Linked DNA regions of Mus musculus: region 1 is linked to region 2. A link is a loop called in an ENCODE intact Hi-C map of the cell type or tissue named here. Cell type or tissue: gastrocnemius. All regions are shown on one strand.

Region 1 (8,000 bases), 120 kb before region 2:
TTTGTTGTATGAACTTTTCTTAGGGAGATGGGAACGAATGTCTACTTATACTGTATATGACAGACTGAAGTAGATTCACTCAAGGTCCAACCTGGGAAACCAATGAGTTTGTTGGGCTTATTTACAGAACATGGACTAGGAGTTACATATAGGAGCATGGGTGACCACAAATCTGCCACCTCAATGGAGAGTCTTACCACAGCATAGATGGCAACCTTCCCATAGCTTAAGAGATGGACTCTTCCCTTCAATTAACTTGCTGCACACACTATATTCTCTAGCTCCTCCTGAGATGATGAGACTATGTGCATGTAGGGGCAAATTATATTATCTAAGTACCAGAAGCAATGACTGGAACTCCAGGTGAGGGGCCAATGACATTTGTTTCCTCTATTATGAGAAAATATCAACAGCCAGCAGGTCTTGTCTTGACGGTGTCTTACAAGTAGCCACAGCAGCTCTGAAGAAGTTAAGAGCTCTCATGCTCAGAAACCTAGTCTCCAGCAGATCAGCCACTCTACAGTTTGTATTTCGTGCTTTCAGTGGCTCGAATAATTAATTAGAAGGCACCAGACTGTTTGGGTAAATACACAGTGAGATAGACATGCTTCTTAGCCTCAAGGAATTTTAATTGGGCAAAGAAAAATAAATCTACTGAGAAATGACTGCCACAAGGCTGAATATGTTCACCGCCAAAAGATATCTATAGTCATGTGGAAGAACACATGGAAGGACATCCAGTGGACATATTCATGACTTAAAGGTCCACTGACAGATTTACTTACTATTAATTACTGGAAAATTACTGGAAAAAATGCTTACTGGTAAGTAGGAGGAAAAGGAATATCTCTATTTGTATTTGCAGCACTGGAGGTAGAATCCAGGACCTCACAGACACCAGGCAAACACACTACTATTGAGTCGTAGGACCCCAAATTGAATATCTTGACAATCAGATGATTACACCTGAACCGGGTTTAGCGATCTTGTGATGAATGATGTTAAAGACTTTCCATACTTTTCAATCAGGTATTTATTTAATACTTCTGTACGAACAGTTTGCCCACCTTCATTGACCATATGCTAAGGTTGGAACAACCTGGCCTCTGAGCTTTAAAGTCAAAGGTTCTAACCCATATTCATTATTCTCTCGGAGGGACAGAAGGCAGGTAGAGTAAATGAAGATATCATCATCAATTATTTGGGTGAGATTCGACTTAAGATAACCTTTTCAAGTTCTTAAATATTTTCTTATATATTCTATAGTAGATGATATATAATAACAGTATTATGCATTGTATGTACACTACTATACATTGTGAGCACACACACACCTCAATGAACTCTGGCTCTCTCTATTGTTTCTGACACTCTTCACATCTGATCTGAGTTGTATCCCTCCACACCTTAGGCAATGACTTAGCCTACACCTCCCAAGTATGGCTGGTTTTGCATCTTCCAGCATTTTTCCCCCTTCCTTGTGTGTCATCCTTCCTAGCTCCACTCAGTGGTTATCTTCCTTGATACATTTTTCCTGACAAGGTTCTGGTCGGTGCTCCCCACTGCATTGGGCTTAACCCATCATGGCTTTCCTACTGTTCACCATTCTGTCTTATAAATTCCCCATGAGGGACCAGAAGGCTGAGACCATGCCTGTCACTGGCTTCACTCAAGTACCGATCTGACACTGAGAATCAGCAGGAATACCATATACTATTCAGGATGTAAGAAGCTAGATGGGAAAGCAACTGTTCTAGTTATTTATAAGAGAAAAGAAGTGGCTTTTTAAAATAGGAATCCGCGGGGCTGGAAAGATGGATTGGTGGTTAAGGGCCTGTGTTGCCTTTCCAGAGGACTGGACTTTGGTTCCCAAGGATGCATGTCCGGCAGCTTACAACTGCTTACAACTCCAGCTCCAGGGGATATCATCCCCCTTTCTGGCACCTACACTCATGTGCACACACACACATACATACACACACACACACACACACACACACACACACGTACATACACTTACTTAAATCTTTTAAAAAGAGGACTCTGAGACACAGTGCTCAAGAATTAAACAGCTAAATCTAACTTTTAAAAAAAATCTCTAACAATTAGTATAATTTCCAGATTTTTATTTACATCATTTTAAGAAATTCTTTCTCAATAATATTTTTTAGGTTCTCTATCTGGGCATGTTTCCTCTTTGAATCTGTTCAATAATTAGAGCATTGTAATTGTTTTCTACCAATGTGCTTAAAATGCATGTATTTTAAGTGGTAAATGAGGAATATGTAAATGGAAAAAGTACAGCAAATGTCATGCTTAATTATTTTGCTTTTATGTCAAACAGAAATGTGGCTTCAGGCACTACTGTCTTGTAATTGTTTTGAAAAGCAACCACACTGTCTGAGACACCACATTTGCAGTCGGGATGGGGAAGCGATGGAAGCCATGTCACTTCATTTCCTATGAATACTTAGGGGTTTCTTTGAATGCCCCAAAATTCACTTCACCTTTGCATTCATACTGACCATCTGAAGATCAGACCATGTTCATGATATAGACTTGGCCTCATCTTTTCTACTTGCTTCCCTCAGAGAAATCACGTGCCTGGGAACAGAAGGTATGGGCAAGAAACTTGATAACCCAAGGGCCACGCTTGACAGATCTGGGTTCAGTCATGACTGTTGCATAAATAAAAAGTGCATGCTGTTCTGATCTTGAAAGACGCTAGATATTCATCCTTGCTCCAGTCAGTCACAAACCCCAAACAGTTGTAACTGTGTCTTGGATGGTCTACAGATATTAATACAAGTCCACGAAAATGCTGGAAATATAGCACACATGATAAGCCACAACTGAGAAGGATGAAAACTTGGAGGGATCAAGGAATGTTCTGTAACAGATATGATGCTCACATTTCAAGCTATGAAGATACAATTCAGAGAGACGGACTCTTCTCCAGTCAGCTCATACTCACGGTGATGGTGGTGGTACCATCAACAATACTAGTTAATTTGTTGCTGAATGATTCAACAAATGGGTTCACCAAATACAGTAGGAAACTCTGAAAAGGAGGTATATCAATTCCTTAAGTAGCCCAGTTCAATCTCTGTGTGGGTTTTAGAGTCTGGTCTAGGACAAACATAGCAACATTCTCAAGGCCCATGTCTCAATATTGCCACCTGCTGCTAAGTCCAGATTCAAACAGCCAGCTCTCCAGAGCAATACAATGCTCACATTTTCTCTGCTTGAGAAACAGACTCACTAATTCTGAGTAACTGTCCCAAACTCCTAAGCAAATTACAAGGTATCAGCTGGGTTACTGAAGTCATGAGACAAAGGCATTGGGGAATTTGTTCTCAGTGTGGACAGTTAAGGGATCATTACAGCTTACTGGATCTCAAAATTTGGAAATATACTGACCAATAGACTTTCTGCATATTATCCTCAGGATTAGGAACAGAGCCTGTCACAGAGAAGTTGTTCAATAAATATTCACTAAATACAGAAATGTTTAAAGATGGAGGAATTGTTGCTGTGGATTTACTACACTGCTTATTCAGTGACTTTGGTGGTGGTGTGGTGGTGGTGGAGTGTGTGTATGTATGTGTGACAGTGGTGGTGGTAGTGGTACGTGTGTGTGTTTGTATGTATGTGCATGTGATGGTGGTGGTGGTAGTGGTGGTGGTGTGTGTGTGTGTGTGTGTGTGTGTGTATGTGTGTGTACATGTATGTGTGTGATGTTGGTGGTGGTGTGGTGTTTGTGTATGTGATGGTAGTGGTGGTGTGGTGTGTGTGTGTGTGTGTGTGTGTGTGTGTGTGTGTGATGGTGGTAAGGTGGTGGTCATAGTTGTCATGGTGATGTGTGAAGGGTGTGGGGTGCAGTGATGTGTGGGTGTGGTGATGGTGGTGTGTTGGGAGTGAGGGGTAGGGGTAGTAATGCTGGTGGTGTACAGGCACACATGTGAAGATGGATGTGTAGAGGTCAGAGAATGTTGTCAGACTTCCCACTCTGTCCCTCTCTGCCCCATTCCCCAAGAAAAGGTCTCTCAAGGTACTCAGAGCCAAACAGTCAGCCACCAAGCTCCCATTATCCTGCTATCTCTGCCTTCCATAATGCTGAAGCTCCAGGCATGCACAGGACTATGCACGGCTTCTTAGGAAAACCCTGGGATCTGGACTCCTTGCATTGGTGCAGCAGGTGCTCTTACCCTTCAGTCCTCACAGAGGACATTTTAAAGCCGCTATCTCACTCTTTAGTAAGCTGGCATTCACACATCCCAGTGGCTCATTTGCTCACCGCCCCAGCATGTTCTGTTTAGTGGCATTTGACATAACATGAATAATTTCAGCCAATGAGTTTGTTTACTGAGATTCTAATTCACATCTCTGTGGGGAAAGAGCTCTCAGGCAGAGGCTTCTTTGTCCCTCACAGCACTAACAGGCACGCTTGCCTGTGTGCTCTCTTGCCCCTCTGTCTTGTATGCCAAGAATAAAGGACCTGACCTCTCTAGCATGTCACCTTTCTCAGTGTAGGCTCTGCAGCTAGCAGCCTTCCCAATCAGAGGTTATATCACCCACTGAGACAAAAAGCAGGCTTGCTTACTGCTTGCTATAGACCAGCAGATTCCCTGAGTGGAGAGTTCCTCTCCTCACCCCTTCCTCTGTGGACATCAGCCATATTGGAACTGGACACACAGAGCTCATTTGCATGGTGTCACCCAGCTAGTTTGTTGCTGCTGGGTCATCAGTCAATGCTGACCCGTAACCTATGCATCTGCTGCCAGCCTCCCTGGAAGGACAGCCTCAGAGCCTGAAAGTCGGAGAAACCAAGTCCTCAGTGCTTGGGAGCATGGCCTCACCTACAAACAGAAGTCCACACAGCAAGGAAGCCCAGCATCCTCCAGACATGTCACAGGCAATTTTCAAAGGGAAAAACATAGCACTTCTGAGATAAACAACTGATGATGTAAATTAAGCACTACCCTTCTTGCTAGTACATACAGAAAGTCTAGCCTAGAAAATTATTTTAAAGACTTTTGATAATATAATTTTTTAAAACCAGCCCTCAAGAGATTTATTGATGAGTTTCCTGCATATATATATATATATATATATATATATAGGCAAGGAGAATCTAAAATATGAATCAGGAGGAAAAATATCACTTAAAAGTCATAAGAGGAGTTTAGTTCTTAGCTTACAGAGACTTACACTTTACAGTTTCATTACTTCTTTTCCCTTAATAGCATAGAACATTCATGTGGATGCATAATTAACCATGCATTCTACAAACACTGCCATTAGCCACACCCCAGTTCCCAGATCCATCACCCTTCACACTGAGTTACTAGTTTTTAGTTTGGATATTATTTCCTTACATAAGAAAGACCTTTAAGCCTTTCTGAGTTCCTTCTGACCACAAACTAGAGGACTGGTCAATGTCAGTCGACTTTATCAGTTGAACAAATGATGAGATGACACAGGGAACATAGAAATATACTCTTTCAGGTTGTGAGCATTTTGTTTTCCAGACCAGACTGGCATTTTGTATGAGATTCGGAAAGTATCTGCTCTTGACTTGTCCTCCCCTTTCTCCTTCTTGGCTTCCTCCTCCTCTCCTCCATCAACCCAGCTGCTCAAACTTTTACAAGTTCCCACGGGGCCTGAGAATAAAGTCAGATGATAAACAGCCATGATAAGGTACCAAATAATGACTGTAGAGAAGCCAAGACAATGAGAGAACAAGAGAGTGAGAAAAGGAGGGGAAACATCTGTGTTTGCAAGGCTGGGAGCTATGAAGCTTCTATTAGAAGCATTGTTTTATTCAAACATACTCTGTTCTGCTTTCCCTTAGCGGCCAGTAAGAGTTGACCTGAAACAGCTAACTCATTCTGTAGATTAAAGGTGTGGTGGAGATTTTAAAACCTCTTACCTAAAAATTGGGCTGCTAAAGAGAAAAATAACGAGTAATTAACATGTACTTAGTTCAATATCTCCAGCTCTGCGCTGTATCTGTTTCTTGCGTGAAAACAGTAAAATCCCCCAAAAGTTCAATTAGCCAAGGAGTCCTTCTTTAAGAGGTCTACTGTAACTCCATCCTCTCTGTCTTAGAATTTTACTACCCAGATTCTCCAAGGATTCCAGAGCAATAATGTAAGCCTCCAGGAGCTTCCCCCCCCCCATCCTCTGCTTTTTATCCTGTCTACCTTTAAATTGCTAATATGTCACTGGTCAAGCAATTTCAATGCAGCATCTGGAGGTCTATGTGACAGTGTCAAAGGTCCAAAGCCCTTCAAATAACATCACCAGCCACACACACTGAACACCACCTGTGCACATAAACAACAGCGACGTATTGCTCATGACTCTGAAGGCTGGAAAGCTGAAATCAGGAAGAAAGGGGGTTCTACTGTGATGAAGGCCATGTCCTTGGCTGCAGACTAACCTCTGGTGCTCTCATGTAGTGGGCAGAAGGCGAGGTAGAAATCCTATCACAAAGACTCCACTCTCTGACCTAAGAACTTCTGACTGACAAATCACAAACATCACCACCCCAGGAGCACCCGCTCCAACAGTGAAGGCAGGTAGCCAGTCAAGGAGACCCACTGATGGTCCGTGTCAGGACTCCCTCTTGCCTTACTTAAAAATGTAAGACCAAGGCAAAATGTCTGATGTGAAGCAAGTTCTGACCTTAGGGCTGGCTTCATATGAAAATTATGTTCAAAGACATAATATGCATGTATTTCTACCTAATAAATGAAAGAAAAGTGTTTTAACGTGGATCAGGGATGTACCTCAGTTGGTAGAGTGCTGGGTGAACATGCACAAATTTCCAGTGTTATAGAAACAAGGTGTGGTAATGCATGCCTGCAGTTCCAGCACTCGGAAGGTGGACCCAGAAAGGTCAGATCATTGGGAGTTGGAGGCTAGCCTGAACTACTCTTTAAAACAAACAACAAAAGGGCATATTGGCAACATTGCTAAGGTTTCTTTTTAACTGGATATATTTTATGATATTCCCTCATGTCTGTGAGAAACATTTTAAAGTAGAGAAGAGTGTTGATCACAAACAGACAATCGTAGCTCTAAAATGAAACCTTTTAAAAGTCATTTTGTTGTTATTGCTTATGTCTTATATATATATGACAGGTCTCACTGTAAAACTGCCATGGAATAAGCAGACCAGCTGGACCTCAAACCCACAGCTTCCTGAGTCCTAGGGTTCAAGACACCTGGCTTTGGAGTTATTTTAAAATTTTACTTGTTATATATCAAAACACAATCTCTTAGTTTTGAAGTGCTTCCCTCAGTTTGTTAGCTTTTCCAGAAAGTTAGCCGTTGATGACATGCCATGGCCAGCTAACATAATAGGTCTCTTATTGGTTAGACTGAGTCCCTACAATTGTCAACTTGGCCTTACACTGACCTTGTTAGCACTGGTAAAAAAGTCATTTGCCATCGATAACCAGGCTTTCCTTTCCACCATGAGTCTTCCAAATTCTTCTTGAAGCCGATTCAGTTTCTGGTTAGAGAGCTGTAGATGTTCCTTTCCTGCCAAGTCCTTGGACAATAGAATCCCCAAAGCCTGGCTTTTCAGCTTCTCTACGGCCGAATCCCATTCCTACAAGAGAACATTCTCTTTAGTGACTGCACACAGACTCTGACATGAGTTGAATGTTTGTGCCTCTGTCCCCCAAATCCAAATGTTGACATAGCATCCCCAAATATGATGGTTTCAGGAGGTGGAGCTTTGGGAAGTCATTAGGTCAAAGGGTAGAAACTGTGTTCTAAAGATAGTATTTCTATAGCACTTTCTGCTATCTGAGAACACAAGGGGAAGTTAGTCTGCAACCCAGGAGAGAGCCCTCATCACAATGGAACCCTTGTCCCTTCCCAATCTCAGTCTTCAAACCTCCAGAATCTTCCAGAATCATGAGGGATGCATTAGTACTGTTTGTAAGTTTTCTTGTCTATGTTACTTCAAGTTATAGCAACTAAAA
Region 2 (8,000 bases):
AGTGGCCCTTCCTTCTTCCCTGCTCTAAGGGAAGCCTGTTTGCACTCAGAAAATACGGGGACCCTTGGAGTTTTCCCAAACCAACTGTAGTTCTTATCAAGAACATCCCACAAGACCTGGGTGAGCTCATGCCTCATCATTCCCTCCAGACTGTTGTTGTCCCCAAACCTCAGCACTGCCTCAGTGCATCTGCAGAATTTGAATGTCGCCTTCTCAGGTCCCCTATCCACAGAGGGATGCCACAAAGGCTTGGCTTTCTCTTCACATCATTTCCACCATGTAGACATCTACCAACACCAACTCCTGAATTCATGTGACTCCCTGACTCCCTTCTGAACTGTATTATTCTCTTTATCTTACTGACCTATTGTAGACATCACAAAAGCTGAGTGCCTGCTACTGTACAGCTCCCTAAACCTCAATTTCATGAATCCTGTTCTCTGACCTCCAAGAACTGATCCCAACTGTCTGCCTTTAGCATGTTAACATTACAATTCTATGGGGTCCACCAACCCATGTCAGCAGGTTTACTGCCCAGAGCTTGGCAGCCTCCTGCCCTTCCCTCTATCCTGGGTCACAGACTCACACTACTTCCATTTAGACCCATACAGGCTTCTTTCTATACATGTACCTATCACAACCTAGAACCAGGCTTCTCTGCCTACTGCAACTATACCAGCTCATGTGACTATGGTACTACAGCAATGTGCTATACAACTGTGGTCAGTAGCATAACACATAACACAATGATGTTCCACAGATTCTATAGCTTACCAACGTCACATTGCTCAGTCAATGTTTATGCAACATAAAGGAAAATACATTTTCAATGCTTGCCCCCACTCCACACTGTTGGGTAGTGAATGGCAGGATACATGCGTTTACATATCTTACTCTGTGCCTTGATCATATCAAAGACTTCAAAGTTTTATTATTTAGAAAAAAACCTATTAAGCCTTATTCTGAAATGTCATTTTCAAAGAAAAATTAGTTTTACTCTTCTTTCCTCTTTTTTCCATACATCTCTGGCACTGTGCCTGTGCTCCCCCAAAACACGCGCTTGCTCGCACTCTCCTTTCCACCGCTGCATTACATGCATCTTATCTTGTTTCCCCTCATGATCTCACACTCTGTTTCACACGCTGCACACACACTTGCCTCCCACTTACTGACCATAAGCAGGCTGAGAGAGAACATACAGTTCCTAAGATATTACTCCTTGCTTCACTGGAAGAACCAGAAGCATCTCATGAGAACCTGTGAGCAATTCTGGAGCCCTGCACCCTGTGGGCCGCCACACCCAGCGCCCTGCAGCCAGTCCACTGCTGCAGACACACAGCCCTGCACCCTATGAGCAGATGGGCCCAGCACTCTGCAGCCAGTCCACTGCTGCAGACACAAAGCCCTGCACCCTATGAGCAGCTGGGTCCAGCACTCTGCAGCCAGTCCACTGTTGCAGACACAGAGCTTTGCCTCTGCAGTTATGTTGTCTGTATCACCCACCAAAGCTTTTTCAATTGGATTACTTTCATCCGCATGTACATCAGCTGAAATATATTTAAAAGCACATTTTAGGTTTTCTATACCTTAATGTTTTAAGTTAAATCACACATACATGTATATGTGCACACACAAACTTGAACATATATACACACCTGTACACAAATGCATGTCTATAACTAACACACACACACACACACACACACACACACACACACACACACACCTTTCTTCTAGGGGTTTTCAATACTCATTTTATCTCACTTACTATTCTCTTTTGAACTTTTGAACTTTTCCTAATCAAATTTCTCCTAAGAAGTTTGCCCTAATTTTGCACTACCATTCTTCTGAAACCAACCATGCCACACCCACCAGAGACTCCAAGGCTTAGCTCCTCCACCAGCCAGGCCCCAGGCTCCACCCCATGACTCAACAGCTCATCAGTCTGCTGCCTCCCTCCTTTCGTAGTCTCTACTCTTTCATTTTTATTACCTCAAACTCCACACTAGTCTATGCTCAAAAAGTGCTTCTTACAGATTGAAAGGCATTACAGTCCTGTGCAGACTCGCCCTCAGCACTGGGCCTCTGCCTGCACCTTGTTCCCCCGTTCCCTGGCAACACCGACATCCCACCTCCATCATGTTTCTGCAGCAGCAGCTTCCAGCACAGAGTGTGAGCTTGAATTCCTCCTTCACCACATTTCAAGGCTCAGGGACTGAGTGCCATCTCCTCAGAGAGGCCTTGCCTCAATACCACACCTCTTCATTGCTCTCTACTCCCCATCGCTCCTGACTTAACTGTAAATTCTATATGGCAAGACTTTGCTACAACTCAAGAATTCAGAACAATGCACACAATTAACTCACACTGAATAAATATAAAAAATATAATAGACATTTCAGACTTGGTATTAAATTAAGTATACCTACCTGAGATGATTTTTTGCAAATGTCTGGAAATGTTTGGGTTAGCATGACTAACACACAGCAGTAATACATATGAGAAGCCACACAACAAAGATCTCTATGCCTAGACTGTCAAAACTGTTGAGGTCAAGTTACTGTTGCATTAATGGTGGTGATAAGAATTGTCTTCCTATTTTATTGGTTATGTTAGAAACATAATTAGTTTTTAAGGAATTTTACAAATAAAAAGTTATTGCGATGGCTAATGGAGAGTAGATGTCAACATCTTATTTTACACTGTGTGTCTTATGTGCTAATGTGCAGCATGGGGGCAGGTCAGAGGACAACCTTCAGGAGAAGTTTCTCTCCTTCCACCACATGAGTACCTCTGACACAGCTCAGCTCATTAGGCTTGGCAGCAGGCACCTTCTCACCAGCCCAAGAATGGCTGTTTTAATGTGAAAGGAATCTCAGAGAAAATTGATGTCATGTTCCCAAATAGACTGTGATTTCACTGCCTTATTTATAGCACTTAGAAATTTAGTTAGTATTCTGAAGAAATGTGTCTACTTCCTGAAAAAGAAGTTGCAATGATTTTAAGCAAAACAATACATTAAGGGGTTAGCCTTCTAGAAAATAATTTTTCACTGAGAACTTCAAGCTTCACTTCGCTTGGTGCTCATCAGAAGGTTTAAACTCTTTTGTGGGGCCCCAGGGTATACAAGGTATATCTCACCAAGGATGTAAATATAACACAAGAACTGCTGTGTCTCAAAAATTAATACCTTGATTAGAGATACAGATTTTATTGATTTCTATAACTGAGGTTGTCCTAAAGATACATTGGCCTGTCTAGGATGAGTCATGGAGACCGGGATAGTCTATAATATGCACTGAAGGTCAATTAAAGTGTTTATTCCTACAACAGAGGGGAGTATGGTGTATGTTCCCTTAGGTGAGCAGACTGCCTTTCATTCACCTGATCTATCCAGCTTATACATCTGTTATATGGAATAAGATTAAGTATGGTGAATTGAAAAAGCACAAGATTTGGGGCTTGAACAAAGATACAGTAGCCAATGAGTGTGAGTGTCTTTTTTGCAGTACTAAGACAGTCAGCCAATGAGTGTGCAGCCCTAAGACAGTCAGCCAATGAGCATGAGTGTCTTCTTTGCAGCACTAAGACAGTCAGTCAATGAGTGTGCAGCGCTAAGACAGTCAGCCAATGAGCATGAGTGTCTTCTTTGCAGCGCTAAGACAGTCAGTCAATGAGTGTGCAGCCCTAAGACAGTCAGCCAATGAGCATGAGTGTTTTCTTTGCAGCACAAGACAGTCAGACAATGAGCATGGGTGTCTTCTCTGCAGCACCAAGACTTAAGGTCTTAGCTGCCAGTGTTTGGACAGTGGGGTGTTGCTGGAATGTTGAACATCTACAACAGCTGTACCAAGAAAAGCATCCCAATGTAAATGAAAGAAACAGGGCCAGGTCAGGCTACCAAGGTGACTCTCACATAGGATGGATCAAGAGGAAATGTACTACTGGTTCCTATCAGATGGTACACACCAGGCCATACATGTGGCCTCTATGGCCAGGATCCTGACAGAATGCTAAACAGGCTTCACAGACCACACTCCATACGCTTACCACAGGTTTCCTGCTTCAGTTGCCTCTACCAACCTACAAAAGACTTTTATTGAACTAATTTTTAAAAAAAATTTTTTTAATGTTTTGAGTCTTCCGATTTGTAATTCTCCTGCCTTAAAGTTCTGAGATTTTAGGTATGCAACACCACACCAAGATTTAACTAAAAGATTTTAAAATTTGTTATCAGATTCTATAACCACCATCACATTCCTTACTATTTTCTCTGTTGTACTAAAAAGCTAAATGAATTTCTACACCATATCCCTTGCAAAGAGCTGCGTGTTAGTAGAAGTTTCATTCTTCTTTATACTAATCCTAAACAGCCAAACGTATTGAGTTTGTAGTTTTAATTCTCCATTATGCTTTTATGTGAAGTTTGAATTTAATGCTTGACATTGTAATTTAAGGCAAATAGTATACTAAACATTTCTAAATTCTATCTTTGTTAGCTATCAATACTAAATTTTGCCATTACTTCACAAGACCTGAGAAACACCAATAAATGCTTCCAGCTGTTGGATCTTATTTACAAAGAACAAACAAGAGTTTCAATTTTGTTATTGGGTTTTTGGTTGGTTGGTTGGTTGGTTGGTTGGTTGGTTGATTTTAAGACAGTTTCACTATGTAGTCCTGGATGGTCTAGAACTGGCTATATTGACCAGATTAGCTTCAAAGTTAGGGCAATTCTCTATAGGTGCATGCTGTACCACACTCAGTTAAGAAAGTCTTGAATAAAATACTAAATATTAGAACCTTAAATATCATAAGTTAGCACATTTATTATCAACCAACCTTTTCACAAGTCAACGGTGCAGTGCCACCTACTGGTTAAAATAGTTCAATCCTCTTTTTAAACCTTACAAGGGAGAATTTCAAATCTAATCAAAGTGCAACCCAACACAATAATAAAAGTCCACATCCACCAAGCTTTAGCTGTTTCCAACCTGTGGCTGACTCCATTTAATCCCGACTCCCACCCAGTCTTTCCACACTTCCCAATTATGCAATGAATCCCAACCAGCACACACGACTTCAGCGCAATCCGTGGGGAGCCATCAGTGTTTTCCTCCAGGACTAGGAGTGAAGACGTCAATTTGTCTCTGCAAGTCCGCAAACACCAACAGCATGAGAATTAGGGCATGACGAAGAACACGCTCTCTCTTAGGTTTATTCGTTAAATTGAGTGACTTCTCTAAGAGAAGACACAGATAGGACCACATGGAGCCCAGAGATCCACTACGATATGAGGAAAGCATGTCTGTCTGTCTGTCTGTCTGTCTGTCTGTCTGTCAGCAGTGTTTGCACCGAGGAATCTTCCTCTAGATATCCCCACCCCAGCTGGGGGTCCTTTCCAGTTTAGAAGTTCTGCAAACATTTCAGCACACAAAAGTATGCTGAAGCACACAGACTCCATAGTACACTGCTTCTTTAAAGTAATGTAAAGACAGCGTTACACAGGTATACCTTTGTGTGTAACCTGCACCTTTATCCACACTTCATGAAACATGCAATGTGTTTTTCAATCCAATGTGAACTTATACATGGTCTGTGTATAACCCATTTTCTACCTATAAGTGTTTTTCTTGTTTTTTTTTTAAATAACAAAACACAAATGTCTTCAGATTCTCACATCACAAACCCTCACTTGCATAATTAAGTTCTCTTCAGATAAAGTCAGGAATGCTCTATGCCACATACTGATTTTAAGAACTAAATAAGCAAACAAATTATATAATCCAGTTATACTGTAATAATGCATTCCAGAATAATCCATACAGCTCCTACAAACCAAATCACTACCAAAAATTAAATCAAAATTAGAGACAAACTAGTTAGTACTATAACATGTAAAAAAAAAAAAACAAAAACCAAAAAACAAAAACCAAGAGAATTAAACAGATTATAACCTCAGGAACAGGGCTTATAAGTTAAATATAAATTATCCACAACAACTTCATTTAACCATAAAAGAGAGATCCATGCTGGAAACTGTGAAATGCATTAAAACATATATGCTTTCAACTATAGGACTTCATTTTTAAGTTTCTTGTGAGTCCAACATTATTATTACTGACAAGTTTTTGAAGATATTCTAAGAATATGCAAATTAAGTCTACTTAAAATCAACGTAAATGTCATGGCTTGAGAAAACTGAGTGTCTTCCTCCCAAACTGAACGTGACTTCCACGCTGAAGCCAGGCTGACTGCCCCACAGCAGAACCCAGACAATACTGAACTCCTCCACTTGCCAAGTTTTACGTTTTAAATTCTTTTTAGTCCTTATTCTCTACAACCAGCTTAGGGATTCATTTATTGCCTGACGTATACCTGATCTCCTGTGTTTAACGATGGCGGTGGTGTGGCTCTTAGTGTATAATCCCACTGCATATTCCCAGGAGAGCAGCAAGAGCAGCAAAGGCCCTCTCTCTGAGGACCACAGAAATGCCACTTGAAAAAGGAAAGGGACCAGGGGAAATGGGATGGGGTGGGGGTGGTAACAACTGTGGGTTTGAAAGGGGAAGTGAATATGATCATTTGATATACAACTATAAAAATTTCACAATTGAAACCCATTATTCTATATGATTAATACTTGCTGAAACAACAACAATTAAACCCAGAAGTTTCCATCTCAGGAACTATTGGCAAAGGTTCTGTATTTTTAAGTCGCCGTTTCCCTGACACTGTAAATGTCATCCAAATTGTGCTTCTTTAACCAAGTAATGGAACTGTATGGGAATCAGGCCCAAACTGGCACTGATAATAGTTCAGCCATCAAGGTCACTTTCAGACCTCTAAGCACTCAACATAAGCACTCCATACCCTACACCAACACTGGAAGCAACCCAGCACACAGCACTCAGTCCCACCCAGCTACTAGTGCTGCCACGGCCAAGGGAAAGCTCCTCACTCACGCTGTGTTGGCTCTCGATCTCCTCATGCTTCTGTTGCAGGGCCTGGGAGGCCCTGATCGAGTCACCAATGCCCCACTGTGCTCTCAGTTGCTCAGATCCAGGCCCTTCAAGCCAGTTCACAACCTACAAATGAAAAGGTAAGATGAGAATAACCAAAAGCTTTAAGATTTTCATTCTCATTAGCTTCCCGTCCCCAAATTCCTGAATTCTCCGAATGTTTATAACTTAAATCATTTAAGTTCTATTTAAATATCTATTAAATATTTAAAAAATCACATGTAGTAAACGTCTCATCTGGAATCACATATTTACACTGGGGTATCACTACCAGAAACCTGAACTTGGAAAAATGGACACTGTAGCTAGCACTTAGCTTTCAGCTATCTGACTATCTGCCAGGCTGAGGGAAAAATAACAAGTAAAAAACCAACAAGAGAGAACACTGAGCTGCTTCTACTAAAGAGGGTTAAATTCTGCTTAGGTTAAGAGACCCAGAACTACAGGATTTAGGGTTGGGAAGGACGTCAGGAATGATATTGGTCAAAGGTTTTAACTAACACCTCAGAAAACTGAGTCTCAGCAACTAGGTAACTTGTTCAAGGTAACAACATACTATTGAAAACCAGGACCAAAGGGAGGATTCAGCGGGATGTTCTTTCCAAAGCCCTAAAAACAGTTAAGTAACAAAGTGAAAATACTACTGAACAAACTACAGAATAAGACTACTTTAATATGTTCTAGGTGTCTTCCTAGGATAAACTAGACATCTAGACTTCTGAGGAGAAGCCCCACAAACTCTGCTCAAGTGACTATTAGGGGAATCTATAGTTTACCAGGATGGTGGGACCCAGTCCTCATCTGCAGTGTCACAGAGGCAGGTGTGAACCATCTGGGGTAGATGAGTCACTCTAGCATCACAGGTTCATGCTCCCTCATGACTCACGGAACTGAAAGATGCCCCACTTTGTATTCCACCAGATAGTAACAGTTCAGACCTGGCTCTGGGTGAATTTTAGTAGAAGCAACATTACCAAG

What was found. Peaks named below come from ENCODE experiments on the same cell type or tissue, not always from the same donor. Only the 100,000 strongest peaks of a DNase experiment are listed, where the experiment ranks them.
Region 1: a loop joins it to region 2, with 2.2 times the contacts of the local background. A loop is called at or near these places in 5 of 42 quality-filtered maps.

What each region holds. Positions count from the first base shown.
Region 1 is chr2:77,081,644-77,089,643 of GRCm38, forward strand. It overlaps Ccdc141 (coiled-coil domain containing 141), which reads right to left. Exons shown (of 24, transcript NM_001025576.3): 7 at 7,427-7,621. Among named protein-coding and RNA genes, the nearest start is that of Gm39862, 15 kb to the left of the region's middle. In gastrocnemius, a CTCF peak has its summit at 3,185 (motif pointing left); no DNase peak of the experiment used is centred here.
Region 2 is chr2:77,199,241-77,207,240 of GRCm38, forward strand. Sestd1 (SEC14 and spectrin domains 1) reads right to left here. Exons shown (of 18, transcript NM_175465.6): 10 at 6,966-7,088. It overlaps Gm35266 (a long non-coding RNA gene), which reads right to left and starts at 6,959. Exons shown (of 2, transcript XR_374739.1): 1 at 6,379-6,959; 2 at 357-5,150. In gastrocnemius, a CTCF peak has its summit at 4,873 (motif pointing left); no DNase peak of the experiment used is centred here; H3K27ac peaks cover 844 bases.